Linked DNA regions of Mus musculus: region 1 is linked to region 2. The links are chromatin loops, found by intact Hi-C in ENCODE. Cell type or tissue: gastrocnemius. All regions are shown on one strand. Links, peaks and the distances in the headings refer to the core of each region. The heading gives the core; the rest is flanking DNA.

The links. Peaks named below come from ENCODE experiments on the same cell type or tissue, not always from the same donor. Only the 100,000 strongest peaks of a DNase experiment are listed, where the experiment ranks them.
Region 1: a loop joins it to region 2, with 4 times the contacts of the local background. A loop is called at or near these places in 8 of 42 quality-filtered maps.

Annotation. Positions count from the first base shown.
Region 1 is chr5:35,849,648-35,865,327 of GRCm38, reverse strand. It overlaps Ablim2 (actin-binding LIM protein 2), which reads right to left. Exons shown (of 22, transcript NM_001177696.1): 16 at 8,148-8,200; 17 at 7,364-7,502. Among named protein-coding and RNA genes, the nearest start is that of Afap1, 36 kb to the left of the region's middle. In gastrocnemius, for the core only: a CTCF peak has its summit at 7,045 (motif pointing right); DNase peaks (open chromatin) are centred at 7,049, 7,341, 8,925 and 9,513; H3K27ac peaks cover 2,089 bases.
Region 2 is chr5:35,691,898-35,707,577 of GRCm38, reverse strand. Sh3tc1 (SH3 domain and tetratricopeptide repeats 1) reads left to right here. Exons shown (of 18, transcript NM_194344.2): 12 at 37-1,716; 13 at 4,047-4,227; 14 at 5,577-5,727; 15 at 6,871-6,993; 16 at 7,171-7,321; 17 at 7,671-7,867; 18 at 10,010-10,398. The coding sequence ends at 10,267. Among named protein-coding and RNA genes, the nearest start is that of Htra3, 20 kb to the right of the region's middle. In gastrocnemius, for the core only: no CTCF peak of the experiment used is centred there; DNase peaks (open chromatin) are centred at 4,211, 4,678 and 6,357.

The DNA.
Region 1 (15,680 bases), core at 3,169-11,168, 160 kb before region 2:
CAAAAAGATTCATTGTGTTTTTAGTTATGTGTATGTGTGTGTGGTATGGGCGTGGTCTGTGCTGGTGCCCATAGGCAAGAAGAAGAGGTCAGATCTCCTGGAGCTGGAGTTATACGCAGTTGTGGGATGCCCAGTGTGGGTGCTGGCACCTGAGTTCTGGCCCTCTACAAGAGAAGCAATGTGTTTAACTACTGATTCATCTCTCCAGCCCTGGCCATACTTTTTCCTTTAAGAAACTGAAGAAGATGGGGCGAAGCAGTTAAGAGAACTCAGGCTTGATTCCCAGTACCCCATGATGGCTGTTAATACTCTCTTCTGGCCTCTATGAGCCCTCCTAGGCTAGGTAGGACTGTGCCATCCTGTGATGGCCACTACAGGCCACCACCAGCCACATGGGATTTGGGATCTTTGAGGTTGGGGGAAGAATCTCAAATTCAAATAAGAATTACTAGTGCCTCTTGAAATGGAATGGGTAGGGCAGAGACCCAGGGATCCTTGCTGCTCTAGCATGGGGCCAAAGGCCATGGGAGCTGCTGGGCAGCCGGGGAAAGGCTCAGAGGGGCCATGGGCCGCATCACTCACCATTCACACCAAGGACTGAGTTTGGCCCAGCTGTTAAGCATGCACATGGTTTATGGTCACACATGGAGGCAAAACATCCAAACACACACAATAACTTTTTAAAGAGAAAGCAGCATCTTGAGAAGAGAAGGATGGGTGGAGTACCATGGTGCTCCACCCATCTCCCATGCCTGGGGTCTTCCCTTTCTGAGATTTTAAATGCTTGAAATGATCACGTTCTCTCTGGAAACGGTCCCATAACCACTCTTTAAGGTGACAACTTCTCTCAGTCCCCCCCCCCCCTTTGAGAAGGTCCCTGTCCCTCCCTCCCAGAAGCATATTCCCACTGGATGTAGAACTCACAGCCGGGTCTTCCTTTCAGCACACGAAGACAAACCACTTGCTTCCTGTGCCTGTAGTTTCCATAAGGAGGTGGATGCCATCAGCTAGCGCTTCCTGCAGATGGCGTTGCTCTTCTCACTGCATACTTCCAACAAGCTGGGGGTTTTGTTTTGTTCTGTTGCTTGTTTGTTTTGCTTTTTACACCTTAGCATTCAGAAGTTTAGCGGCATGTCTTGATGTAGACTTTTTTGGTTGCCTGGGGTTCACTCAGCTTCTTGATCTTGCAGGCTATAAAGCTGAGTCTTCAGCTGAGTCCGGGAGAGTTTCAGCCATTGTTCCTTTGAGGGGTTCTGACCCATTCTTTCTCCCCTTCTAGGAATTCAAAGATGCAAAAATCATTTTTCCAGGTCCCAGGTGCTTGTTTTCCTTCTCTCCATGGTCCAGACTAGAACGAAGATTCCGACATGCTCTGTCGGAGTCAGCCGTCCTGTCGCTGAGCCCTCCCAACAGGGTTTTACATCGTTTTCTACCTTTCAGTTCAATGTCAAGTTTTCAGCTAACTCCTTTTGCAAAGTAATCTGTGTTTCTTTGGTGAGACTTTTTCTCTATTCTGGTTTTGACACAACTGCTCACTGGAGCATCTTGCTTTCGAGTGTCTTAGACTCCTTGGATGACACCAACCCCGGTTCCTTTGAGTCTGCTGACTCTCATCCTCATTCGGATGCTACCATCACAGTTCCCAGTTGCTGCAAGTCATTTTTGATTGCCTCCTGGATATCCAAATGTTGTAATAAAAAATGGGGTCTTACGTAGTCTTCCATTTTAGCAAGCCACAGTGCTGTTGGGCCCAGTGTTCACAGCCCGGCATGCAGACTGATCACTGACTTTTAGAGTGCTGATTAAAAAGCTACTCCATTCTTCTTGACTTGCTTAGAGTCGCTGGTGTCCACACCCCTGACCCCCAATCTCTGCCGCAGCTGCTGTGTGTACATCCCACCAGCTAGGAGGCAGAAAACCCTAGCAATACATAAAGACCACTTTCCTAGGCCTCCATCTCCATACTCTGTCCCCACTGCGGTGGTCAGCCTTCTCCCCCTTCCCTCCTGTGGCTGTTTGCTCCGCTATAGCCTCCTCCTTTTAGGTGTGCTTAGCAAGAAGAACCAGACAGGTGTATCTATGAAGGTCTTGTCCTTGGAGCTGCTAATCTGTCTTAGGGAGGGACCTGCCATCCCGTGATTTTAAAGGTTCTAGAGTCCTGTGTGCAGCAGAGCAGATAACTTGTGTATTTAAAGCCCCCTCACGATCCAAAGGTTCAATCCCATGCCCAGGGACCTCTGTGCCTTGAACACAAGGGAGCTGGGGCCTAGGGAGATCATGTGACCTGGATGAGATCAATGGCCCAAGCAGGTCTTCTAGGAACCTGTATGCCTGATAAGATCATATGACCTTCAAGAGTGTGGGGCCATGAGAGAGGGGTGGGCATGCACAGGAAGAGGAAAGTATAAAAGACAGAAGACCATGAGCAAGTTCACAGCTGTGTGCTTGTGACCCTGGGTTATAGAAGGCTCTTCAGGCACTATCCACCCCCCAACTCCTGGACTAGGCATAGGCTTTGCCTAACTACACAGCCCTGTGCTGGCTCTCAGGGGCCCATCCATAGCCACTATGAAGCACACTGCTGATCTCCCTTAGAATGATCAGCACGTGATCCTTGGCTCTGTTCTATTTAGGATGGCTCATAAGAGGTCAGGATGGTGACTGGACACTCGGGATGCGGATGACTGGGAGAAAAGAGTTCCTGATGCAGTGGGAGGTGCAAGCTTGTCACAGTATCCCAGGCCGTTCTTCTGACAACTGACTGGCAAGTCACTGCAGGTCACCATTCCTTCACTGGGGTCCAGTATGTGACTCCCAGTGCCTGCTCTGTCCAGGATATTTCCTCTCAGCTCTGAACAGCAGAACTCAATGTCCCTGAGCAGGTATGAGTTTCAGGCTGGGGAAGTCACTGGGACAGGCTTGAGCCGGCAGGTGGCTGCAGGTTCACTGCATTCTGACTTGCGTGTCTGGGTGTTCCACCAAGATGTCCTCACGAGACTGCATGCCCAGGCATCCTGCATGAGGGCCCAGGAACCTCATGCTACAGGGAGTGATCCTGGATCATTCTTCTTGTTGTAAATGAGGGAATTTCATACCATCGCAGCTTGTTAGGGGACCCAAGGTCACACAGCAGTGACTAGGTGGGGCTCTACCAGCCAGCCAGACACCAATACGGTGCTCTGTGTCGATCCCTCTCATGGTTTCCTGGACACATTTGTCGACTTTGGATCTTTCCTGGAAGCCATGCCTGCTTCCATCTTGTGGCTGGCTAGTCCCTCTCCCTGCTATACCACTGTGTCTCCTTCCCTCAGGCTCTGCAGATGCCAATCTACAAATGCTCATGCGTACTGTGCATTGGCCAGAGTACCTCTCTAACACAGACGCTGGCAGCCACATCCTGTCACCTTCCAGCCAACTTGGTCCCATGGGAGACACCTTAAGTCCTCTAGGGCTGTCATTGCACAGGGTAGGGTGGGGGGGACTGGTAACAGTAACTTGGCCACACAGTTTGCTAGCCCTGAATCTGCCTTCGGCTGGTTCATCCCTTCCCAAGAACCGCTTGCTTCCAGGACCACATCTTGAGTCCTGCTAGGCACTGGCTTCCATGGAGACTTCTTATATCTCCATGGCACCCTTCCCAGAATGCTCCAGCTGCCAATCTTCACATACCACCTGACTGGCCCCATCTCACTGCAGCTCCACAGGTCAGGCCCAGCTCTGGTCCCATGCCTAGAACAGGGCTGGGACACAGAAGGTGTTCAAGGCCTGTGGAATAGGTGACTGGACTGCTCCTGCTTGTCTGAACCCCAATCAGTACTGGAAATGCCAAAGATCTTCCACTTGTGATACCTGCAGATTCTGTCACATAGGGCTCTTGGTCACAGCTCTACCACCAGGTGCTTGCTTGGCTGCCACCCTCAGTACTCCCAGGTATGACTGACAGGCCAGGAGGACATAACCATAGACATGGCAACAAGAGACAACTCTTTCTCAACATGAACTCTCCAGGGGTCAAAGAATGAAGGGTTAAGAATGTGGCCCGCCCTCCCTCCCTTCCTCCCTCCCTTCCTCCCTCCCTTCCTCCCTCCCTCCCTTCCTTCCTTCCTTCCTTCCTTCCTTCCTTCCTTCCTTCTTTTCCTCCCTCCCTTCTTCCCTTGTTCCCTTCCTTCCTTCCTCCCTTCTTCCCTTCCTTCCTTCCTCCCTCTCTCCCTCCCTCCCTCCCTTCTTCCCTTCTTTCCTCCCTCCCTCCCTTCTTCCTTCCTTCTCCCCTTCCTTCCTTCCTTCCTCCCTCCCTCCCTCCCTTCCTTCCTCCCTTCCTCCCTTTCTCCCTTCCTCCCTCCCTTCCTTCCTCCCTCCCTCCCTCCTTCCCTTCCTCCCTTCTTCCTTCCTTCCTTCCTCCCTTCTTCCCTTCCTCCCTTCTTCCCTTCCTTCCTTCCTCCCTCTCTCCCTCCCTCCCTCCCTTCCTCCCTTCTTCCCTCCCTTCTTCCCTCCCTACCTCCCTTCCTTCCTCTTTCCCTCCCTCCCTCCCTCCCTCCCTCCCTTCCTTCCATTGGAGAAGAACAGAGCCACAGAATCCAGTCCTGCCGCTGGCTGCTACTGAGTGGCTGGGGAGGGGGGGCAATGAGCTCATCAGCAGACACTGGCACATCCACCATTCCATATTCCACAAGGGTCTCATGGTGGAGGACACGGAGGTGACACCAATGCCAATGGCACAGGGCAGTCTGGAGTGAATTGTACTTCCTGAATCATTAAATCAGAGTCTCGTTTGTCTCCAATCCCCAAGCTGCCCTGAGCCCATGCCTCCCACCTTCCTCTCAACCTGGTGAAATAAGGCCAGGGATTACTCCTCTGAAAACTTTGGGGCCTTACTAGGAACCACTGAGACCCCTGGGTAGTGTCTTTTGTGACCCAAATGCTTGAATTATACCACCAGATCTCTGACTACCATGCCCATGTCTGTGTGTGCACATCTGTACTCACATATGTAAGTAAGGGACCCCAAGAGAGAGGATAGGACAAGAAAGATCAAGATGTAGGGTCCAGAGAACATGTGTCCACACGGTGCAAGTTAAAGGAGAGGACTCGGGGAATCAAGTCTCACTCTAAGGCCTTCAAGGTTCTCCTCTTACAACAAAAGCCAACCCTGTCCCTTTTCATGCAGACTCGGGCAGTTATCAATAACCATTCCCACAGAGCCAAGAAACATGTCTATAATAAAATGTATACCCATTGGTAGGATAGCTGTGCCTGGCAGAGAACGGCTGTCCCATGGGACTGGGCAGCACAGTGGGATGAAGGTAAGGGCACAGGTGCAATGCTAGACACTGTGGGTTTCCTACTCCGGTGACATGAAGTCTGGACACCAGGAGAAAAGCAGAGGCAGGGGGATGTAGTTATGACTGCTGGCACATGTCAGGTGGAGTGGTCCAAACCCTCACTAAAGGTTCTGCTGTGCAGAACCCTCCTCAGCTGTGGCACAGGTGCCAGCAGCACAGGTGCCTGGGTTCAAACCCTCACTAAAGGTTCTGCTGTGCAGACAACCCCCCCTTCCTCAGCTGTGGCACAGGTGCCAGCACAGGTGCCTGGGTTCCTAAGGGCCAGGTGAACTCACATAACAGCTGCTGCATCACTCACATTGGCTTGCTGTGGGGATGCAACAGAGGAAAGGGATGACAGACAAGCCCTTGTCACTGTGGGGATGACCAGTGAAGACACCTGATAATAGCCTGCCTCACAGAGACCAGCGCACTCAAAAGGTCCTGGGACGAACACCCCCGTACTGGCACCTGTAGATGAGAAAGTGCCACAGGGTGGTATAGGTACACACACAGGTCACACAGCATGGCCACAGCCAAAGCAGGACCCCGAGAGGTGACATCTACAGCCCTGCTTCTTCCCACACTGTATTCTGCTTCCCTCAGTCCTGAGTCTCAGGCAGTCCAGAGTCTCAGCCTGGAGGCCAGAACACTACACAGGGCAACGAGGGTAATAGGCAACCCCTACGTTCTGCTCTGTGGAGGAGCCTCCATTGTCCAAACCGGAGTCCCACAAAGCACATGTGCACCCTCGGCATGAGACAACCACCTAGGGCAAGGATCCTTGGGATGGAGTCCCGAGGGATGATATCGTAGCCACCCAGCAGATGTAGACATGCACAGGGGACTTTCCACTTCCTCTCACCATGCCTTCAGCTAGCTCTTCCCCCAAAAGAACCCTGAGGAGACCCAGACCTGTGGGACCACTTGGTGTGCCTTCTCACGTTGACATCAGCCTTGTGTGCATGCTCTGAGATCCCAAGGGACATCATCTGCTTACAAAGACTCCCCACAGAACAACATTCCAGTTTCCAGTTGGTCACAATGTCCGGCTGCCTGCACCTCCACTCGTCCCTCCCCTGTGTAGTGGTTAAATAGTGCCTCAGAAGTGAGGGTCTTAAGAACGGTCATGCTGTTGGCCAGGCAAAACACTCTTGTATGCCTGGTGCCTAGTGACCCGAGAGTCAGCATTGCTGCTCTGGCTTCTATCATAAGCCAGTTAGCAGGGCAGGCAGATTTCACGCAGAGTCGGTACCACCGTGATGCCAGCGGGGTTCCCTCTGCTTTCTCACACCACAGATTCCCGTCACCTCTACGTCCAACCTCAGCCACAGCTATGGACAACAACTGCTAGGCCCAGCTTAGACCAGAGGCTGCTTCTGTGTGAGACTGAGCCTGCCTGCAGCCTGTGCTGGCTCTGCCTGGGACCTACAGCATCTTCAGTGAACAACAGGATGGGAATGTACTCTATCCTTGGGAATCATCCCTAAGCCAGGCTTCACAACACCCGCAAGGCTAAGCATACACCAGCTTTGCTACCCGTGACATCGGGTCGTATTACCTAGGAAACTCCAAGTGCTTTCTCGGTGTGTTACAGGGACCAGGACAGTGCCTTGTACCAGTTTCCAGGTCTGTGCTCGCCTCCTGACCATGACCACATCTGCCCCCAGAGAAAAGAGGCCCTGGGAGCTGTTCTCTTTGCTTTCTTGCCTGCTCCAAGAGAACCACGAGGGGGCGCTGTGCACACACTAGCTAGCTATGTCACTGTGGAGAGACACTGCTTTACCTGGCTTGATTCACATTCTTAGGCTGTTTGGGAGGTCTTGGTTTTGTTTTAATTTTATTTTTAAGACAGAGTCTCACTATGTAGCTCAGGCTGGCCTCAAACTCACAGCAATCTTTCTGCCATCCAAATGTTAGGGTTACATGCTGTTGCTAGCTCTTAGGCTTAATTGGGGGGGAGCAATAAAGCTGAGATCTGGGGGCCCGCTCAGTAGGGGGCCCTTCGCTGGCAGTCTCCTGTGGGCTTCAGAAGAGCCACTCACGTGAGTAGAGGCTGTCCCCTGCCATTCTTTGGAGAGGTTCCTGGTCAGTCCCGCTGCTGAGGGACAGCGACTGACTGTCCAGGTCTGGAGAGTTAGTTCTGGTGTCTGCATCCCCCTTGAGAAGCAGCCAGGTTGTCTTCTGTAGAGGAAAAAAGGTCACAGGAACACTGAGGTCATCTGCGATGGTGAAACGTTTCACCAGAACGTTCATTCAAGGAGCTCCGTACGCCTAACCCACAAGCCAACTCCACTGCGGGAAGCCAAACGTCTAGTACCCGTCTCACCATTAAAGGCGTCTCATTCTGAAAGTTCATGATGCAGCTGGAGAGATGGCCGAATGCTGCCTGCAGCCTGCTGTTGTGATGTCTGGCCCCCACATCCTCTCGGGGCACTTTTACAACTGGCCACATCAAAGAGGTATGCCAGTAATGTCTATTACATTTGACTTTTCCGCCATTCATTTAAAAAACAAAACAAAACAGAAACAAACAAACAAAAAACCACCTGCCAAGCTGTTCTAGAACCTTCATGTCAAATACCCCAGAATGCACTGGGGTTATTTCTTTGTCAATGTTCGTATCTCCTCAGTCCCAGAACCACAGCCTGGCTACTCGGCCGAGGCAGGACCCTGGCAGAGCATGTGCCCATACAGAGTATAAAGGGAGGCAGACGAGTATGGCTCCCACCTTGGTCCTCCTGGGACTCCAGGGGCAGAGTGAGAAAAGGACTGGAGTTCCACTGGAGTGGCCATCCCACCCCGCAGGGCTGTGGTCCCCCTCCTTACCTTCCTGCTGTCCTGGTCAAAGCTGCTGTCCTCCACGTCCAATCGCCTGGCAGCTGGAAGGGAAAGTCGGTCTGTAAAGGCAGCTCACCCTGTGTCTGTCCTGGGCCCTACTTTACATAATGCTCAAAAGGGGGAGGAAAAGCAACCAAAAGGACAACGCAATGAATGCCTTTCACAGGCTGGAGGAATGACACACTGGAGCAGCCTCCTTGGGGGCCTGTGGCCCAGGAGGTGGGCGTGTCCTGAGCCACATATGGCCTTACTCTAGTTCTAGCCACACCTCCAACCTGGAGAAATGCAGCCACATCCTCAGGTGGAGCCACTTGGCATTTGATGGACATACTATTGACCTTTAGAGGGAGACCCTGAAAGGACAGAAGGTCTCGCCTCGACGGCCTTGGTGTCAGACACAGACACATGCTTTTGGGCATCACTGCTTCTTTCCCATCAAGAACTCTGCAAAACTGGGATCTGCTTCATTTCACAGATGGAGAGACTGAGGCTCAGGGAGGGGTCTCACTTTTGAGACCGTCATGAAGTGAGATGAGGGGGCTGAGAGTGACATGAACTCAGGTTCTCTCCCCTGCCTGCCCCATTGAGCTGCCTGACCAGCCCTGAGCTATGCCACTGGAGGAGTCCTCAAGAATCAGCAGAGTGACAGTGTGCCCAGAGTGACAGTGTGCCCAGAGATGAGCTCACTCAGAGCCAGGGCTCACCCCACAGCAGCGTGTTTACCAAGAAGACTCTTGGCAGCATTTTTATCGTCCCACTGGGCTGACCCTGTTCCCAGGAGTAAACAAAGAAACCATGCAAGGCATGCTGGTCTATTTATTTCAGGACTCAGACAGTGCAGGGAGACCAAGATCTACCCCAAACCCGTGCACACAGCAATTTCTGGAAGCCCTGGGATCCTCACCAGCTAGGGCTGAGCTCAGGGAGGAGAGCAGACAGGCTTCTTACCTGCAGCCTGCGGTGGGCTCAGCCCTGCCCATCTCTTGGAGCGCCCTGCCTCCTGCACCACCAAGGACAAAACTGACACCAGGCCAGAGAGCTTGGACATTGGGGACTGGGCTACAGGACCTTGACAAGATAGGGCCAAAATTGAAGACTGAGTACTTCCATTCTAGACATGCTGACTGTTTCTCCCCCTGTGGCTTCTGTATCTCCTGGTACGAGAGACTGGTTTGTTTTTTTGTTTGTTTGTTTTGTTTTGTTTTGTTTTCAGTTGGAAATAAACCCTCTGCTCTCTCCATATCCAGAGGCCAGTGAAGGCCAGCCTTGCTGGGGCGGTTCAGTGGAGGCACTCAGAGAGGGGGCAGTGTAACTCCTGCTGCTCAGGCAATGGCTGTCACTGGGCAGCAGCACAGAATGTGGCTAACGCACCAGCTCTGACAGAGGGCGCGGTGACAAGCTCTGAGCTCTGACAGTTCTGCTCCACCATGTCAGCCAGAGAGAGGCTCTAGCTCAGGGGCTCTTCGGGATGTGAAATCCCACCCTGGTAGCCCAAGCCATGGGTTTTCAAGATTTCATATAGCTATGGATAATCCACTAGCCAGACACACTCCAACATAGTGCCACCTTGGGCTCCAGAATAATCCTCCACTTGCTGGGGGGGATGTTCTGTGGAGACGTAACAAGGTCCTCTGCAAACACTACAAACTGTGGCAGGTGTGCAGTTTGCCAGACCAGAGCCAAATTCACCAGGCATTTTGCATTGTTGGTAGATTGCTTCCGTAACAACTCTGAGCCTCAGTTTTCTGATCTGTAAAATGGGAAAATACCATCATACCCTTCTAACTCATGTGGATAATGTCTGAGGAAATGAATGAAGGACAGCTCACAGGTCTGCAATGCCAGGAAAAGGCAAGAGGTCAACCCTGAAGGTAATTTGCAGGTATCCCTTCCCTCCTTCCTTGATGTGTCACATATGTGTACTGCTGCTGCTCATCGCTTCATTTCTATCTACTTACTCTCTTAACACTCCACTTACCCACCGACCCATCTGCATGCTCATCCACCTCTCTACCCAGACACTAACCCACTCATCTCCTCATGTATCTATCCACTAACCTGCCCATCAACCATCAATCTGTCCATCCATCCACCCACTCACCCACTAAGCTATCTATCTATCTATCTATCTATCATCTATCTTTTATCTATTCATGTATCCACCAATCAATTGCTCCATTCATCCACCCATGCATTATTAACCACCCACTCACTAAGCCATCTATCATCTGTCTATCTGTCTATCTATCTGTCTACCTACCTACCTACCTATCTTCCACTTTGGATAAGTGCACCCACTAACTGACTCACCTACCCCTGTATCCACCGTTCTCCAGTTATTCACCCAACCACCCACCTATGCTCTCTTTGTCCGCTTCAGTCTACTCCTTTGTCCACGGATGCATCCATTCATCCATGCTGCCCTTTATCTACCTGTCCCTCATCATGTTGGGTGCCTGCCACCTAGCCCTTCAGTATTCGTCCTCTCCTTCCCCACTGCACAGTGTGCACCTGCCCTGTCCTGAGCACAGGAACACAAGAAACAGACATGATCCTTTTCTGCCTCCGCTGACAGACTTTGTTCTCCCTGCAAGGGGTATAAATTACAAGGCCTAACCTTTGCTCACAGAGACCTGAGCACAGATCTGCCTCTACACTGAACAACTGATAGGAGATGCTCAAGGTCACGGCAGCATCTGATGTGCCTGGTGCTTCCTCCAGTGGCTCGCATATTGATAAGTAGACACGGAGAGTAGATGGCCACAGCACAGTGGCCCCAGAGCCTCCACGGAAGCCAAGCACCATGTTTCTGCTGGTACCTACCCTTCCATAGCTCTGGCTTCCAGGTGGTCACTGAGACTGTTTCAGGGTGATCAGGTCAGTCTGTGGCCACCAGGTATTCTCAGCTCTGGCCTCTATGGGAGCTCTGCCTGCCTTCGGTGTAGAGCCACCCCTGCCAGTGTCTAGTGTCACCCTATGAGTCTCCAAGCACAGGCTTTGACAGCTAGGCCCTAGGCACATCCGGTTGATGCTATCTCTCTTAAGGGAAGGAGTTTCTGAACACACAGGGAAATAATCAGGGGCTTGACCTTAGGGTTCTCAGGCCTTAGGGTTCCAGAACAGTGGGGATCTTGGTTCTCTACTCAGGTCCAGATGGGTCTCTGAGAACTAGACCCACGGACAGGACTTCTCTTGCCCGGCACGAATTCAACCTATACAGTTTAAATTGTTTTGGAATTACACTGAGAATGGAAGTGTGTGTGTGTGTGTGTGTGTGTGTGCACATAATGGGAGCAATTCTATGGATTCTCTGCTTCACAAGGCAGGGATGTACTTGGTCATAAGTGTTGGGGGCAATTCTGCGCTTCACAGGGTAGGCTGGGCTTGGCCATCATTATATCTCCAGCCCTGAAGTAGAGCCAAACACATGGTAGATGCTCAAAGACTACACTTTAGATAAATTAGTGAAAGCCCCTGGCATCTCTTGGCACTTGGCTTCCTTCTGTGAAGTTGACTGAATGGCATCTGTTTGCCGACTGCTGCCAGGACTGACAGTGACATCAGAGGAGAGGATGTGGAACCAGCGCCTATGCCCACTGACTTCTCTCCCACCCACTGTCCCTCTTCCAGAGAAAGGGGCTTGTCGTGCCTTCAGAAGACAGAGAGAAACTCCTCTTAGCCCCACAGGCCTGTGCCTAAAGCCCTCTCTGGAAAGACTCCCATGTCCCTTGAGGAATTCTGCTAGACTTGACCCATGGGAGTACCAAGTTTCTAATGTTCTTTGTGCACACAGAGTCTACCTGACAATCTTCCCTGGACAGTCAAGCTTCTTGGGAAGTCTTTGAGGAAGCACCATTTGCCTTAGACAGTTGTGATGGCCACTGTAACCTGGATTCATCTAGGAAATGAACCTCCAGCCATGCCTTTGAGGAACATTAGTTTCTGGGCATGCCCATGAGGAAAGGGCTAATTAGGTTAGCTGAAGTAGGAAGACCCACAGCAAAAGTGGGTGACCCATCCCCAAGTTGTATAAAAAGGAGAAACCAAGCCAAGCACTGCCCTTTGATGCCCTTGGCATCCTGACTGTCCATGTGATGTGACTTCAAGGTCCTGCTACCTTGACGTCTCTGCTAAGACCGACCACACTCTTGAACTACGAGCTGGAATAAACCCTTCCTCCCTTCGGTTGATTTTTGTCAGGGGGTTTTATCACAGCAACAGGAAGACCAAACAACAGTCTAAAAACAGATGCTTTCCTTCCTTTGAGAGACGGCGTCCAGAGAGTCCCTTCTGTTCGAGCAGCTCTGCCATTTTCAGAATTTGTCTGAAAGCACTGTGAGGCCCAGAGCTTACTCCCAGTTTTCTGAAGAGAATGAACCTGAGGAGGGAAGCATTTCTCCCTGCTAAGTCTCTGGATGAGGACAGCCGTGTTTCTCCCCACAACTGCCTCCCCAAGGTGACAAGGTTGGATGCTGCTTGTGTATGAAGGTGTGTGTATATGTGCATGTATGTGTGCATATGCAGGTATGTGTGCGCAGATATGTATGCATGCAGTTGTATGTGTATAGGTATGTGTGTATGCAGATTGTATGGATGTGCAGGTATGTATGCATACAGTTGTGTGTGTGTCTGTGTATGTGCACAGGTATGTGTGCATACAGTCATGCGTGTGTGTGTCTTTGTATGTGTGTGTGTGTGTATAGGCATGTCTGCATGCAGTTGTGTGTGTATGTGCAGGTATGTATGCATGTAGTTGTGTGTGTGTGTAGGTATGTATGCATTCAGTTGTGTGTGTATGTGCAGGTATGTGTGCATATAGTTGTGTGCATGTGCAGGCATGTATGAATGCAGGCATACGTGGGCACTCAGGTGTATATGTGTGTATAAGTGAGTGTGCATGTAGATGTGTGTACACACACACACACACATATACACGTGTGTGTGCATGTGACTATAATTTCACATGAAACCCAACAGCCCACAGCGGCTGCTGAGGTGCAGACCATCCTGAAGCCTCTGTCCTGAGCAGCTGCCACGCCCTGTGCCTCCTGCCTGGCAGGCACTACAGGCCCTCTTCTTGCAATGTCTGGTGGTACAGGGATGGATGCTCCTGAGCTCTCTCGCCCCTGCTTGCTCCCCTTCCATCACTTCCTAAGTTGCTTCCTCTCTTTTCCTTCTTTAACACAGCCAGTAAGCAACAAGCAAGTAGAGCTGGAACTGTTATCGAAATACAAAATGTCAAAAGATGACAGCCGCCAGGGACAAGGACAGAGGCCAGATGCACATTAGTGATCACCCCATCTTGCTCTCCATACCAAGTGTCACTTCTACCCAAGGGCACAGAGGCCTGGCTACCCTTGTGGCTCCCAAAAGCAGAAATGAGACTCAGGCTTCTAAGAAGAATAACAGTAACGGAACCCAGAAGCATCTGTGTCCAGTGACTTTGCAGTGGACGGGGTAAATGCATCAGGGGAAAGGCGTGGCTGCTTTTCATATGCTAAATATAGGATCTTAAGCTAATGAAACAGTCTTGTGATTCAGATGGCCCCAAGGGCTGTTTCAAGCTGGAATGAGGATTAAAATAATGTTGCTGGTGCCTAGATCGGGCTCCAGAGCTCCTTGGGGAAGGCCTGTGGCCAAGTTGCCTTGATGGGACAAGCGCTTGGGGGAGGGGGGTTCAAGCACACACACATGTACACAGGCGTGCATGCACACAATGTGTGTGCACACACTACCATCTGAAATTGGGAGTGGGGAGGGCTTGTGAATACCAAAGGTCTCAATCAAATGCATGAACTGGAAAACAAAGGCACTGTGGGTATCTGTATTTCCCAGGGGTTTTAAAAAGGAGCTTCTGTGCCCCTAAGGCTTTCTCATCACTTTAGAGTTTGCATGGCTCGCTGTGTTCCTATCGTGAGTTTGCATTGCTGAACGCCTGGCAGAGGCTGTGCTCTCTAAGATCTGATTCTTTACAGAATCAGCATACAGAATCCTGGCCTTGGGCAGCTGCTCCGGGTTTCTTCAAGCCTGCAGACAAGCAGGCTTATACCTGTCTTATACCTTATACAAGGCTGGTGGCTGGTAACTGTGAACCTGACCTCCCCGGGAGGCTCAGTAAAGGATTTGAACACCAACACTGTCTCAGTGTGGCCCTGTCAGACACTGGTGGTCAATGTCATCAGGTGATTTTTCTAACCCTCCCCCTTGCCAAGGCCAACTCCGCTTGGACCATGGATATTAACCACACAGTTAAGCTGCCAAGTGGAGATGAGAGATAGCAGTGGCTAATTAAGGCCCCGTAAGCCAAGCTCTATCCTGGGCTCTGGAGAGCATAGAGATCGTGGCCCTCCTCAAAGACTGCCCAGCATGTGCTGCAGGAGTCACCTAATGAGGTGGTCCTTCCTTTGCCTGGGCCTCAGTTTCTCTACCTGTAAGGCTAGGGTGCTGCAGTTCTGTTTCTGGTATAAGGTGTCATAATCTAACTGCCCCCACCCACCCCTTAGGGATACATGTACTCTCTGCTTAGATTCTAAAAACCAGGACTTCAATTCCCTTCATTCCTTCTGAGAGGAGGAAGAGGAAAGACACAGAGATGATCAGGGCCTCTCGCTACCACCGAGGAACCAAACCGAACCCCAGTAAGCTGGCTGGCACTGATTAGTGTGGGAAGCACGGGCTTTCCCTCGGCACATCGGAGCAAGAGCCGTCCATACAGGAATCTCCGCTCTCTCTCGTCTCTAGCGATGGCTTTAAGTCTCCACTGTGAACAGCCGTTTACAGTTTTGAACTGTTTCCACACTTGTTGTTCTATGAGCACCTCAGGCCCAGTCCTGGAGGAATGAGGGCAAAGGGGACAGAAAGGGCAAGGGGGAAAGGATATGGAGTGGAGGAGGTGGAGGACAGAGCGAGAGGGGGGTCTGGTTTGCAGACAAGGAAACCGAGGCTCATGGCACTGCAGTGACCTCCCCAGTCACCCAGAAATTGAAACTCTGACTCCTTTTGAGTCATGCTCCACAGCTCAAGTAATTTTCTCCCTGTACATCTGTCCCAGGCAGGTCCATGTGGAGAAGATGTGGGGATGTCAGAGGGATAGGAGACACCCTTGCTGCAAGCCACCTCTAGCTTCTACACAATGCAAGGAACCCCATTAGCTGAGAACAAGGCATTCCATCCTATCACAGATATTCTCAAAGATGAGACCTAAAGTCTCCCTAAATTGTGACTGGGTCCAAGTCATTATTTTTTCCAAAGATCAGGCCTGTGTCAGGTCATGGGTAAAAAGCCCCCAGTCCCTCGCCATCTTGACTGGGCGCCTCATAGTAGCATCAAGAACACCAAATAAAGGTTCTTAATTAGCACACACGCCCCAGCCCCAGCCCCAGTCCCAGCTGCCATGCACCAGCCTCTGCACGTGTCTCCTCTCTTGTGAAGAGAGGCCTCCCAGGAGTCTATGAGTGAGTGTGCATTTAATGTTCAGACAGTAGGGCCTCCCCCAGCCTCAGATCAGGACACAGCAAAAGG
Region 2 (15,680 bases), core at 2,862-10,861:
CACAGCTGATCCAACCTGGCCTTCTGTGACTTCTAGAAATGTCTCTGCCTCACCTGAACCCAGAACCACATGGGACTCTGCAGATGGTAAAGAACATTTTAGAAAAGTGCAAGGCCTGCCCTGACCACCCCGAAGCCCCGGTGTCCTGGAGCCTTGGAGGGGTGTCCAGAAGAGCGAGTTCACTGGACCTTGAGGAGCCCCGCTTCTGCCTGGATCCTGAGGATGACTGGACAGACCCCGAGCCTCTGGACTCACTGCTGCAGGTCCTGAATGCCCCTGGTTATGGGGCCCACTTCCGGAGCCTGTACGATATCTCACTTCCCTGGCTGAGCACCGCACTCTATGGCTTTGATGATGAAGAAGAGCTGGCTGAACGATTGGCACAGGCCCGAGGAGTTGCCAAGAAAGTCGACTTGAGCATGGCCCTGGCAAGGCTCTGCCTCCTGCTGGGGCGTCTGTGTGCCCGAAAGCTCAAACTATCCCAGGCCCGGGTGTACTTTGAAGAGGCACTGGGAGCTCTGGAGGGGAGTTTTGGGGACCTCTCCCTGGTGGCGGCAGTGTATAGCAGCCTGACTACTGTGTACCTAAAGCAGAAGAACGCAGAGAAGTGTGTGCAGGTGGCACCCAAAGCAGCGGCACTGCTCCTGGGGACACCCGGCCACTCCTGCAACGCAGATGCGGAGCTGCTGAAGTATGCGCTGCGCAGGGTCATCTGTGGCCTCAGCCCACAGGCCGAGGCCCGGGCCTGCTTCCTGCTGGCCAGGCACTACACCCACCTCAAACAGCCTGAGGAGGCCCTGCCATACCTGGAGAGACTGCTTCGCCTCAACAGGGATGCAGGGAGCCCACAGGCCTCATGGCCTGAAGACTGTTACCTGCTTCTGGCTGACATTTATGGCCGGAAATGCCTGCCCCATCTGGCGTTGAGCTGCCTCAGAGTGTCCTCACTGTGGACAAGGTGCTCTCTGCCTGGCTCCTTGAGGAGTGTGGACCTGGTACTCCAGAATGTTCCTGGGCCAAACAGCCAAAGGAGGGCAGGTCATAGCCTTCCCTCCCAGATTGCTTACTACCTCAGACAGGCATTGGCCTCTCTGGCTCCTGGCACAGGACAGGCACTGCGTGGGCCGCTCTATGCCAGCCTGGCTCAACTGTACAGTCACCACCAGCAGTACAGCCAGGCCATTGCCTTCATGTCTCAGGCTGCAGAAGCTGACACTGCAGCTGGGGTCCACCCTGTCGTGGACCGCTTGGTGGCCCTCGCCTGGTTGCACATGCTTTGTGGGAACAGCTTAGTAGCCATGGACATCCTGAAGTGCATCTCAGATGCAGCCGTGGCCAATAAGGACCAGGAGTGTGTTATGATGAACATGGTGGCCATGGCCCTGAAGAGGATGGGCAGGACCCGACAGGCTGCTGAAGGCTACTTCCGAGCTCTGCACATGGCCTATGCACAGGGCCACCTGCAGAGCCAGGCAGTGGTCCTGGCTAACTTTGGGGCCCTGTGTCTGCAAGCTGGTGCACGCAGCTTGGCCCAGCACTACCTGCGCGAGGCTGTGGGGCTCTTCTCCCAGGTGCCCAGTGGCGTGTGTGGCCGGGACTTCACCCAGGTGCTCCTGTGGTTGGGCCAACTGTGCACACGCCGGGCCCTCCCGCAGCAGGCTAAGTGCTACTACGAGTGGGCCTTTCTGGTGGCCGTGGAGACAGACCATCTGGAGAGTAAGTACTGACTGACCTTGTTCCCCCTCCACACCTCCTCCTGGGGTCTGCGTGGGTCATGCTGGCTTCTGAGAAAGCATGCCATTCCCCCCTCAGAACACCCTGGGGTGGGAGGCAGGGGACAGAGACCTCCCACTGAGTCATGGAAACCTGGAGATGTTTGCCACTACCTTTGATGCAAACTTCTTCCACCTCTTCCTGCGCTGGGCTAGATGTGAAGGGTGTGCTGAGAGTACCACACTGTAGAACAGTGGTTCTCAACCTGTGGGTCCCGACCCCCTAGTAGGGTGGGGAGGCCCATTGACCCCTTTCACATGGGGTTGCCTAAGACCATCGCAAAACAGATATTTACATTACAATTCACAACAGTAGCAAAATACAGCTAGGAAATAGCAACAAAAATAATTTTGTTGTTGGGGGGTCACCAAGACATGAGGAAGTATATTAAAAGGTTGCAGCATTAGGAAGGTTGAGAATCACTGTTCTAAGGACGCCACAACCCCTTCCTACTGCCCCATCTTGAGGTGGAGGCCCTCCCAGACATAACACGGAGACTTGGGGTCCCACTGAGCTAACACAGCCTGGGGTTCTGTGAGCTGGACCTCTGGTTCTGTCTTCTGCTGCCCTGACCACCTCACATGGCCTCTTCATTAGAAGTCACCAGGTTTCAGAGCCGGTCAGGTTTACCTACAAGGACCTTGTGCAGGTGTAATCCAGGCTCCACCCACAGGTGGGAGGGACCACGTTCTTGCTAGGGCCAGGAGCTGGACAGGAGACAGATGGTCATGGGCAGCTCTACTCCAGCCTGTGGCTTGGGGACACTTCTTTGACTAATGATCTGAGGAAAGGTTAGCCGAGTAGGGAGTGCTGGGGGAGCTGAGGGCGGGGCTGCTGAATCCATTCACTTTGCAGTGTTGAATGGTAAGCCTCAGCTGGGAGAGGGGGCGGCTAAGCATCATCAGGAACCTTAGCCTATGACTTGCCCCCTTTCCCAAGAGGGCTGGAGAACCATCAAGTCTACAGGATGCTCGTTCACTGTGGCTGTGGAAATGGAGAGGAGGTGCGTCTGGTTAGAGTCTGTTCTCTGGCAGAGAACTTGATATACACATGAGGTTTTAAGGACATGGTTTGTGTAAAGGGAGCCACAGAGGAAATCCCTCAGCAGGTAAGGACTTGGAGTTGCAGAGGGTTGTGAGGTGCCATGTAGGTGCTAAGAATCAAACTCAGGTCTTCTGCAAGAGAAGCTAGTGCTCTTGACTTTCGAGCCATGTCTCCAACCCTTAACTTCCAATCCCTTAAACTTCTATGCTTCTGTTTCCTTTGTGTCTCTTCCTTTAACCTCTGGCTATTCGGAAATGGGCAGCTGAACTTTCATGTATCCATGAATTTACTAGACTTTCTACCGTTACTGTTTTCTGTCTGTCCCTCTGTTTGGTTAGCAGAACTAAACAAACCATCCTAGGGTCTCACATGTGCTAGATGAACGCTCTGGAACCGTTCCGTATTCCCAGTCTTCTTTGAGAGAAGTCATCACTAGTTGCACTACCTGGCCCTGAACTCATTCTGTAGTTCTATTTTGCTGCCCTGTAGCCAAAGAACACATTCCCAATGATGTCCATCTTTTTGCATTTCCTGAGACTTGGTCAGTGCCTGGAGTGTGTCTTTAGAGACTGCCCTATGAGCCCTTGAGCAGACCTGAACCCTCAAGACCTGGTTTGCTTATGGCATGGCTAAGCCTTCTGCCTTTGTGTTGATTTCCAAGTTGTCTTGACAGTTGAGAATGCCTCATGGCTCCCAGCCCCTGGCTTTGGGATAGTCCAGTGAGCCATGGTTTGGAGCCTTGCCTCTTGGGTGGAGCCTGGGCTTATGGGTAGAGCACAGCCTGATGTAGACTGACTTTGTTGTCCTACGTGGCAGGCGCCAGGAAAGATGCTGGCTACGTACTGTCTGTGTGTCCGACTATATTGAGCTGCCATTTCCCTGGCCTGATGGCCAGGGTGGAGATGGGGAAGGTGTGGTAAGACAGAAACAAAAGGTGTGGACAGGGCAAACGCCTGGTTAGGATCCACCCCTGGCCTGGCTGAGCTGATCAGCACTACAACCTTCCCTGCTTCCAGTTGATGGAAAGCCCATGGTATGCTTCTCTACAGACCTGCGGCTCTATAGCCTGGCTCTGGGCTTGAGATCTCTGATTTTTGAGGACCCAGCTCAGAAGTGAGGAAGAGAGAGTCATAGAATGGGGCCTTCAGCCCTTCCACACACAGGCACTGGGGTGCCTCAAAGGTGATTGCATCATGACAGTAACACATCCTCCTGCTGTCCCCACCCAGGTCAGTTACAGGCTGTGCAGAAGCTGTGCCTCTTCTACAGCAAGGTGATGCCCAATGAGGTGCGATGTGTCATCTACCACGAGTTCCAACTGGCACTGGCACGCAAGACCGCCAACAAGGTGCTGGAGGGACAGCTGCTGGAGGCCATCAGCCAGCTCTACCTGTCGCTGGGCACTGAGCGGTAAGGGGGCGGGGCACAGAAACCCCGGAGAGCCCCTCCCCTCAGGAACCAGCCAAACCTCAATGCTCCAGGGCTGGGGAGCATGCCATTCATTGTTCATGATATAGGAGTCCCAGCATGGTCCCTGCTCTGATGGGGGACTAGCCCTCCTACCCTTGTTCTCTTGGTTAAACAAGGGTCACCACTACAGTCATTTCAACCTCCCCGTGCCATGGTTGCTGCTGTAATCTGACCCCTACCTGCCTCTAGTCTTTAGTTGTCAGCCTGGGGCCAGGTGGGTGTCCTTCACCCACCAGATGTCCGATGGTGGCCATGTGTTCTCCAGGCTTCTCACCACAGAGGGCAGAGCCAACTAGCTACCCTGGAGCCAAGGCTCAGGGTCATGTTGGAGGTGTGACCTACTGAAGTTCTGGCTAGCCTGCCAGTTGGGAAACTCCTCAGTGTGACACCTCTCCTAAGGCAGGGGGCACCAGAGCAGGGAAGACCCTGTGAGGAAACAGGAGAGACCCCTGTCCTAGCACAGACTCACAGCAGGAACGGTGGCCTGGAGCCAGACTTCTTGGATACATCCCTGGGCTGCTGTCCATCTCCCCTGGAGCATGTTGTAGTTTCTCAGCCCCACCCAGGCCTCAGGGCCAGCCGCTGCTGAGAGCAGTCCTCTGTAACACTGCAGTATATACAAGTTTAAGAAGCCCTGGTGAATGATCTGAATTCTGCCGTATGCCAATATCTCTCAGAGAATACAGACTGTGTGTTAGGGTTTCTATACCATGACCACAAATAACTTGAGGGAAGAAAGGGTTTATTTTCATTTCCATTTCTATATCATAGCCCATCATTGAGGAAAGAAAGGGCAGGAACTCAAAACACAGCAGGAAGCTGGAAGCAGGGGCTGATGCAGAGGCCATGGAGGAGTGCTGCTTACTGGCTTGCTCAGCCTGATTTCTTAAAATGCCCAGGACCACTAGCCTGGAAGTAGCTCTGCTTACAGTAAGCTGGCCCTCACACATCAATCAAGAAAACATACTGTAGGCTTACCCACAGGCCAGCCTGGTGGGGACATTTTCTCAAATGAGACCCCCTTTTCCCAAATGACTCTAGCTTATGTCAAGTTGACATACAGCTAGCCATTACTGGCTGGATTCAGCATGCTGGGGTTGATGGCACATAGAGGCCTCCTTACACATAGCTGCCCTGTCTTCCCTCGGAAGAACTGCCTTTGTCTTTCCATGCTGTGACTGGGTGCCTGGGGCAGGACATGGTGCTGCCCACGGAGGATTCCTTCAGGTCCTGACCTTCCAGGCCGTTCTGTAGGCAGATCCTGTTCTGATGCCTGTGTCTGACCCCAGGGCCTACAAGTCGGCTCTGGATTACACTAAACGGAGCCTGGGGATTTTCATCGACCTGCAGCAGAAGGAGAAGGAGGCACGCGCCTGGCTGCAGGCAGGGAAGATCTACTATATCCTGCGTCAGAATGAGCTGGTGGACTTATACATCCAGGTGCGCTCAGTGCTGGCAGGGTGCACTGGCTCCCTCCCTCACCACCCAACCCACCTATCTACCCACCCACTGCCCTGCGCCCACCTGCTTATTGACCTAACTGTCTACTCAGCCATTTATTCTGCCCTCTCACCTATCCACCCATCTACTCACTCACCCGTTGACCCACCAGCCATCTATCCACCCATCCATCCTTTCATCCACCTACCCACTCATCCATCCATCACATCTCCTCTTCACTACACATTCATTTGTCCACCCACCCACCTGTGCATCCCCTCATCCACCCATATGCCCATCCACGTGTTCTCTTCACCCGCCCATCACAGTTGTGCACCTTCCCACTCTGGCTTCCTCAATTCCCCTCCATGCCCAGCCTCTCTGATAACCATCTGAGCTCCCCGGGCAGAAGGTGGGCCCCCGCATAGTACCCACCCTTGTCAGTACATAGCAAGTGCTTAGTGTACGTAGGAATGATGTGTCCTCTCAGCTTGCACACAGAAGAGCTTGCTTCGGCAATCTGGACAGATGAGGAGCACAGGCGTGGCATGGTGAAGTGAGGATCTAGGATCCAGGAGCCCAGGGAAGGGCCATCTGACTGGAGATCAAGCAGCTTTGAGCCAGGGTGGGGAGCTAGCGCCACCTGCTGGGAGAGAATATCAAGGTCCTGCCTAGAAGCTGGAGCGAGGGTGTATTTATTATCTCATCACTGAGCAGATGTTTTTTGTGCACCTACTCTGTACCAGGCATTGCAGGCATCCCTGAACACAGCAGAGAAGCCCCAGCCTCAGGCTCTGTCTTGTAGCACTGATGGGAGAGAAGTGGGTATGGATGGGTCAGGAATGAATAGGATATGGTGGGAAACCACAGGAGGGGCAGCCAGCTGTGATTCCAACATAGTGGGCAGGTCAAAAGCCAGGCCCGAGTGCTTCCCTGCTCACCCGGGCAGCCCACACCTGCTAGGCTCTGGGGATGCAGCTGAACTGAAACTTCCTAGCTCTCTGGTCCTGAAAGCTCCTCTCCTCAGAGCCACAAACCCACAGGGACAGAGGGAGGTTGGTGTCTCCAAGTGTGAGACCCATGTCTCAAGAGACACGGCCTTTCCAGAAGGTACAATCTCTAGAGAACGTCTGGTTCTTACAGGTGGCACAGAATGCAGCCCTGTATACTGGGGACCCCAAGCTGGGCCTGGAACTGTTTGAGGCAGCAGGGGACATTTTCTTCAATGGGACCTGGGAGCGGGAGAAAGCTGTGTCCTTCTACCGGGTGAGTGGCCACTCTATGTGGGGGTAACCCCAGCTCCCAGCCTGGGATGTCAGAACAGAACCAACCTCTGTCCCATGGAAAGACCAAAGGGAGGTGACAGTTCCTCACACACATGTGGGCTTAGGAGGAATTTTGCTTGGTGGGTACTGCAGATACCTAACCTCAGTATATGAACAGGACCGGGCACTGCCCCTGGCTGTGACTGTAGGAGACCAGGAAGTGGAACTGCGCCTGTGCAACAAGCTGGTGGCCCTTCTGTCCGCGCTGGAGGCACCCCAGGAGGGCCTGGAGTTTGCCCATGAGGCCTTGGCACTCAGCATCACCCTAGGTGAGTCCTCAGCCCTCAGCTCTGCTTGGCCTCCAGTCCCAGGTGTGGAGGCTTGGCTTCTCCCATCTCCTGCGGGAACAGCTCAGCAGCTCTGCTGAGCCTGCAGTGCCTAGCCCACGGCTGAGCACAGAGCGGGCAGGGACTTAGGAGAGAGCAAAGCTCGGGGGCTTTCTCTGCTTCTTTCTCTTGCTGGGACCACATGCCGGCCCGCTTGCCCTGCTTTCCACACGGAGGGGCGGGCGGCAGGGGTGGGGGGGACTTGGACTTGTGTAGGTTGTCCTCGGCCTGCCTGCCTTACTGGGTAGTGTCCTCACACCTGCCCCTCCACCTGCACACCCCCCTCCCCCAGGTGACCGCCTGAATGAGCGAGTGGCCTACCACAGGCTAGCCACCCTGCACCACCGGCTGGGCCACGGGGAACTGGCTGAGCACTTCTTCCTCAAGGCCCTGTCACTCTGCAGCTCGCCCCTGGAATTCGATGAGGAGACCCTGTACTATGTGAAGGTCTACCTGGTGCTGGGTGACATCATCTTCTATGACCTGAAGGTGGGCAAAAAGGGTTGGGGCTCAGCCTGGGGTACATTCATTGCTCTGTCTGAGTGCGGGGAAGGGTGGGGGCTCAGCCTAGGGTAGAGTCATTGTTCCACCTGAGTGTGGGGTCTACACTGTAGTCACTGTCTCCCAGCAATGGCCTCACGTTCTCTTGGAGCCAGACCTGACTCTGAAAAGTCAGCGAGGTCGGCAGACAGGACTACCCTCTTGTGCTGGTCAGACTTGGCCCTCTCATGTAACAAACAGAAGGCAGAGGGCACCATATTTTCCCAGCAGTGGGAAAGGCACTAGGAAGCTTCCTGAATGCGGTGATTTCTCCCAAAGGAATGGAAAGAGACAAGGACATGTATGAACATTGACCACTCACATAGCAGAATCCAGCCCATACCATGGTGCCTCTTCCAGGAAGCCCACCCAGGATGTCAGCCTTTGTCCACAATTCCTTACTGGAATTCCATGGCATTGCCTTTCCTAGTCACCTAGGAGGGATGGGTGGAGATAATAGCATCCTGCCTCATAGTGAAGGAAACTCAGGTTCAGGAAGGGGTACACTGATCCTAGCCTGCCTCTCTGAATCCTTGCTGGTCACAGCTCAGGCACAGGTGTGAATCCAGGCTATCACACAGGTGCATGCGCACACACTTTGGCTTCCCACATAGCTGAGTACCCTCTCCTCCAGACCTTCTACCTGCTGAGGTGCTGGGTACCTCTCATGCTTCCTCATGTCACAGAGTGAGCCAGGGAGGGATGGCCTTAGGCCCAGGGGGAAGAGTACCTACCATCTGCTGTATGTGGTCCACTCTGTTCTTGGGTCCTGGCTCTGTGGGGCTGGTACAAAGAAGACATTGTTAGATCTTGGACTTTGTTGCCAGCTGAGGAAGATGTCCCAGATGTGGAAGGGGGGAAGGCAGGCTGGGTGGGGTCTCAGGAGATTGCTGTGAGGTGTGTCCAGGGGCAGTTTGCATCCTACTAGAATGCTGAGTTTGAGGCAAAGATGACCTTGACCTGAGAGTGGCTGGGGGTGGGGGTGTCACACCTCATCTTAGGTCCCAGTGATGTGGGCCACATGTACACACTCAACAACAGGGGCCCAGGAATTCCCCAGAGCTAGTGAGGCCCGGCTGTCCCAGGAGACCCACCTCCTCCTGGGAATGCATTGTACACTCCCTGAGTGACTAGAAGTAAGGCAAGGTCAGATACAGACAGCAGAGAGGCTCAGGAGAGAAGCAGAGGCCATGGCAGGTCAAGGCCTTAGGCTCTGGGATCTGGGAGGACGGAGGGAGCTTCAGGAAAGGGACGACGTGGATGTGTGCACAGGAAGGAACTGAGGGGTGGCCATAATGCTGTTCCAGGTCATCTGGGTCTCTGGATCACACTTGGGTGGGACTTGGAGCTGCTCTGAGCCAGCACCCAAGCTGGTGTACCCTTAGTGGCAACAGATTTAAAAAGCAATGTCCAGCTGGGTGGTGGCCGTGCATACCTTTAATCCTAGCACTCAGGAGACAGAAGCAGGCGGATTTCTGAGTTCAAGGCTATCCTGATCTACAGAGCAAGTTCTAGGACAGCCAGGGCTGCACAGAGAAACCCTGTCTCCAACCCCCCCCCAAAAAAGAACAAATACATGGGGCTCAGTGGTTAAGAGCACTGACTACTCTTCTGGAGATCCTGAGTTCAATTCCGAGAAACCACATGGTGGCTCGCAACCATCTGTAATGGAGTCCAATGCCCTCTTCTGGTGTGTCTGAAGACAGTGACAGTATACTCACATAAAATAAATACTTAAAAAAAAAAAAGAACAAAAACAACAAAAGATCTCCAAACACAAAGACCAGAAATCTCCAGCCATGTTGGGGGAAAAGGCTAAGCTTTGGCTGTGACTCAGTAAGATGGGATATCCCCATAGTATCCTGATGCGGCTCTGTTGGTCCACCATCATGGTGGGTTGTGTATGAGAGGGATACTGGGACCATGTAGTCCTTGGAGGTCACTCAAAGTATTTCCACGCCCACTGCTGCTGGTTATGAGTAGATATACCAGAGTGACCCTGAGATCGTGTCGTCCGTGGGGGGATGCTCCAGGCACCCCACCCCCACTCCGGTGAGTTGGCTTAGCACAGTCCGACATATCTGCCCACAGGACCCGTTTGATGCAGCTGGGTATTACCAGCTGGCACTGGCAGCAGCCGTGGACCTGGGCCACAAGAAAGCCCAGCTGAAGATCTACACCCGCCTGGCTACCATCTACCACCACTTCCTCGTGGACCGTGAGATGTCCCTCTTCTTCTACCAGAAAGCAAGGACCTTTGCCTCAGAACTGAACCTCCGCAGGACCAACCTGGTGCCCCAGCGCTTCTGTGGCCGGGCACCCTGGCTGGCCCCTGGCCACCCATCCTGACAACCTGAGAAGGGGCATATACAAGGGGACTCTTCCTCTTCTTGGGGTGTGGGCAACTTATTATTATTATTATTTTGCTGAGGGTTGGGGGGAACTGAAGGACCAAACAGTAGTAAATATTTTTCAGCAACTCTGGTATCTTCTAGGTGTGTGATATGCCTCCCCAGGAGCCCAGGCTGTGCCCCATTCCCAGCCCCATGACCCATCCTTTTCTGGACCCACACTGCAGCCTAGCCCCACCTTGTCTGCAGTGAGGACTGAATCCAGCAGCAAAGCCTTCTGCTGGCTCTCTCATGGTGTGGCCTTGGCAAATCAGTTACCTCCGTCCTCTATTCCATTGTCTCTGAAAAGGGAAGGTGTTGGGAGCCCCCTCAGCTGGACCTAAGGTGACCTCTCCTCTGCTCTCTTGTGTATATGACACAAGCCTGCATCGTTTATCCTCACAGTACCTGCCTGAGAGCAGTTCAGGACATGATGGCCTTCGTTGGCAGTGGGAGATGTGGGGACCCAGATTATCCATTACCACACAGCAAGGAGGAACTGAGCCCCAGAGTCAACCAAATACAGTGACCTCCCTGCCAGCCTGCCCGGAAGGACATGTCACCTTACACCTTGAGTGCAGCTTGAGAATCTCTTCATCCCTGATGATGTCAGGAGAGCCACAGGCCTGGTCCATGTGATGGCCTCAAGGCCACCCTCCCCAGCCCTGCGATTGCCTGCTCTCCTCTGGCCTCTGCTGTCACCTAGTCCCTAAGACCTCTGGAGTCTCCAGCCCAGGAAATGTGGTTCAGGTCATTCCTTTGTTAATCGGGGACACCATGGCACGGGGCGGCGGGGCTGTAAGTGGCCTGTAAGTGCTCCAAGCCCCTCCTTCAGTCATGTTTAAATAAGTGAAATTTCTTACTTTAATGGCTTCTGATGGCACTGAGTGTCACAGTGTCCCAAAGCTCCCATGTATCCCTGAACACTGTCCTCTCCCCAAGTCAGGCAGGAACTGGGGTGTCCACTCCACACCTTGCTAAACACCAAGGAGTCTTGTTCACCTTTCAAAGCCCTCCTGAAGCAGATGCTTCTACCTGTCTCCCCACCAGGGATGGGCAGAGAACTTTCCAGAACCAGTTCCTCCCCCACCCAAGCCCTTTGCCAGCTGCTGACCATCCCATTCTTGGGAGGGTTGGGCCACAGGGGGAGGGGTGCTGAAGATAAAAGGTAGTGATGACCTACTCTGGGTTCAGCCAGAGTTGTCATGGTAACTAAGGACCAGTCTGCCAGTCTGCAAGTTGTCAGCCACTAGGTGTCCTCAGCTGCCATCTACCTCAGGTTGCGGGGCCTTTGGGAGATAAATCTCTCTGAGCCCGGGTAGGTCAGCACAGAAACAAAGCGGCTGCCTTGGGGCTGAGGTGAGACTTGCTCGAGGTGAGGGTGTTCTGAGAGCTCTACTGTGCTCCCTGGGCTGGCCCTGCCACAGTGCTGTTTCCTATTAGGATGCTCGTGAGCCCAGGGCATCCCAAAAGCCTTACCATGCTGTACCAAGGTTAAGTAACAAATGACACTGTCTTAACCTCTCAGACCCTCTGTGTCATTGTCTGTAACTGAAGTAACCCAACCTTGAGTTTTTGCAAATGGCAGGAGGAAGACAACGTGGGGACAGAGTCGCCAGCAGAATCTCTGCCTAGGCAGAACGGGGTGGTAGAGGCTGGGGCCTGGTGCACTCCTTACTGCTCTCCCATTAGCATGGGTCTAGGATATCCTGTGGCTTGCCGAAGGCTGCAGCAGCCTACAGACCCATTGCTCAGAAGCCGAGCTTTAGAAGGAGGCCCAGTGTCTCCCAAGTCTATGCAACTCCCTTCCTTCACACATGGCCTGACTCTGAGGCCATGAGCCCCACTGCAGTAGGGCTGTTTCACTCTCTTGGGAGCACAGTTACCCTGCACCAGCTTGTCCCAGGACAGATACATGCAGGTGTCGAAGGAACTGAGTAGCTTGGGGGTCAGGATCACAGGGATCCTCTGTGTGACCTGAGCCAGAGCTTCAGGTTGCTTTAGTGGGCAAACGGCACCCACTCGGCCCTTCCCTGCTCTCCGTGACACCTCTACAAAGCCAGTCCTTTTGGTCACATATGGGTTGACAGCCTGTGTCCTAGGGAGGCAGAAATCCTGGGCTTTTATCTCTAAAGACCTGAGGCAATGGCGTCTGGAGGTCAAGGATGCCTCTGTGACCCAGTCAGCAGGCTGAGAACATCTCTGTGGGGACCTAGCAGCCTGGCAGATGCAGTGGGAGCGGGGTGGGGTGGGGTGGGGGGGACTTCCTCTGTCTGAGGACAGAGACAGGCTCGCCCTAGGAGGAGGGTAGTGAGTATTGACTCCTGGGCCGTGTTTCCCTGTTCCCAGAACTGCCATAGCTCCTCTCACTTTCCCATCATGCTCATCTCAGGAGGCTGGAAAAGGATCATTGAGCAATGAAGTCACTCTAGATGACCACTTCTAGACCAGAGCCCAGCGTAAAGGCCTCAGCAAACAGTCATATTCAGAGATGACTGTGGATACACCCATTCCAGGCACGGCCTGTGTTGGGCCAAGAGAAGCTAGTCTAGCCCTGACCTCAGCAGTTGAGGATTCCCCTCCCCTCTAGGGGATAGGGATCAGGGACTCTAGGGGGACAGCTCAAGTAAGCACCAGAGAGGGCTCAGGTCCATGTTGGCTCTCAGCCATCCACAGCAATGCAGCCACCTGAGCTGAGAATCCCACCATTGCCGGCAGGGGCATCAGAAAAATCCACTTAGGTCAAATTGGGTGCCGTCACCCCATCTCCTGGCAGTGGCACCTTGGGAACCGTCCTATCAACCCGCAGGTCTTTGGGGATGCAGCAACGTTCAATTCACACAGCTCTGAGCAAGTCAGCCTCCCCGGGGTCCTGGTCCATCTCTGGAACACTGAGGTCCATCTCAGACATGATCATAGGAACCATAGGAGGGTGTGAACCCCCGATGACTGCTCCTGTCACTTGTACTTTACTGCAAAAAGCTTAACGGAGACGCCACCACACAGGGCCATGCTCACAGCAACCTGAGCAGCAGCACTTGTGAGGCCAGGGGCTGTGTGGTGCACACCAGCCCTCGAGGGGTCCAGTCACCTCATCCCAGTCACACCATGTTCATGTGTGGAGTGGAGGTGTGTCCCCTGTTCCTCACTCCAACAAGGACACAGAAAGGCAGTTGTGGTCACTTGAATAACCCAGAGCATCTCTCTCTCTCACACACACACACACACACACACACACACACACACACACACACACACACACACACACCCCGGAAGTCTGTCTTGCTCTAAAAGACAGGTTTGGTGAGGATCTTATTTGCAAGGTAGTAGCTGGAACGTTGGCATCTCCAGGGCAGCTCTGGCTTTCTGGCTAGGTGACTCCAAGCAGAGAGTTAGAAGGAGGATGTGAAAGCAGGGATCAGGAAGTGGGTCAGGGTAGAGGCAGAGGGGCTACGGTGCTGGAAGTTTGTCCGATGGTGGAAGTTTGTCAGCAAGGTGATGGGTGACTCATAGACACTGTGAAGGGGTGGGCTCTATATCACAGTTGGGGGATGGGACATGGCTTGGAGGGGTTATTCCCTTTGGAGAGTTCATGGGGTCCTATAGGTCCCAGGCACAGGCAGTGTGGGGAAACAGATTTCCCTTTGACAGATGCCTCAAGGCATCTTTCTCTCTTCACCCCTGCACCTTGAGCTGCTGGGTGCCCACAATCACACATGGTCAGGATCCCCTGAGTCATAGGGGAGACACTGTGTCCCCTGTGTGCCCCCAGCGTCTTTTGTCATCATCTGATATTTATGTGGAGGGGCTCCTCTGGCCCTTAGTACCGTTGCAGCCTCTTGATGACTGTAGTACTGGACTCCTCAGCTCCCTCCTCTGTGACTTCAGAAAGACCCAGGCAGCAATGCTTCACCAGGCAGTTCTGAGGACCCGGCCAAACAGGGTCCCTTGTAACCAGAAGCTCCCAGCTCACCCACTAAGGCGCCAGTCCCTTGGCTGATGGGATAAGTCCAACTCGGATAAGGGAGTGATCAGAGTGCATGTCGAAACCCAAATAGATCAGACAAGGGTACCCAAAGGTTTCCTCTCAGGTCCTTTCCCAGTGTGTCAGAGGCTCAGATGATGGGTCCGAAAGCGAAGGATGAAGTGAATGCTGTTAGAGAAGCTGTGTGCCAGACTCCTATGTTTTCCCCTAAACCCAGTTCTAATGTCCCATCTTCAAAGCCACCTCTGCCTGGCACACACAGTCAAAGCACTCCCCCCTTCTCAGCAGTGTACATGTCTTTTCAGCTCTGTGCAGTCCGCCTCATCAACGCCTTCTACAGACGACACCGAGGCTGCATAAGGTTGAGGGATCCCAATAGTCACACAGCTGTGGCTGCCCAACCTCTGACTGTAGAGGTCGCAAACCAGAGGGGACTGGTCCACCTCTCTTCACCAGCAGCTAGTCATGGCTGGAGCCCTAGGGAGTTACCAACTACTACTTACAGATCTCCCAAGTTCTGATCCCCAGGCTCCATGCAACTGCCCCCCTGCTCCTGCATGCCTTCCTATCACCTGGATCACGTCAATGCTTGACCTGAGAGGCTCAGGCTCCTGGGTCAACTTCCTGCCATCTATCTAAGGTTGCAGCCAGGGACAGGGTGAGCGGGCTCATGCGTGAGCAGATGTGTACCTGTGTGTATGTATGTACCTATGCCTGTGCCTGTGCCTGTGCCTGTGCCTGTGCCTGTGCCTGTGCCTGTGCGTGCGTGCGTGCGTGCGTGCGTGTGTGCGTGTGTGTGTGGTGTAGGGGCAGTTCTCTTTCTCTCTGACCCTCCCCTGATTGTCTAGGCCCTCTGATGACCCCACCCACCTAGGCCTGCTTCTTTTCTCTGTTTAAACACCCACAGAAACACATCTTGCCTATTGTGGCTGCTGTGACCAGGTTCCATGATCCAAATGGCTGATAAACAACAAGCCCTGGCTTCTGTCTGTCTGTAGGGCAAGATGCAGTGAGCAAGGCTTTCTGCGTCCCACACCCTCTACCCTCCAGTCCTGTTCCAGTCCTAAGTACTCCTCCTGTTCAGTACCCTTGATTTCAGGGGTCAGGGTCCTCCATATTGAACCATGACACCAGGATCAATTTCTTCCGACCAGTCTCGGCAGCCACATGAACAGCAGCCATCCTCTGCCTGACTCAGGAGGGAGGAGGTTCCCAGCCCCCATAAGGCTTTTCACACAGTCACAAGCTCTCCAGGCTGACAGGCCAGCACACCCTTGACAACTTGTAGAATGACCAGACACTCTGCATGTGGCCAGGCAGGCTGCCTTCCTCTCTGAGCCTTTGGATGCTCACCTGTCAAATCCCAGTCTGTGAACAGAAATGTGTT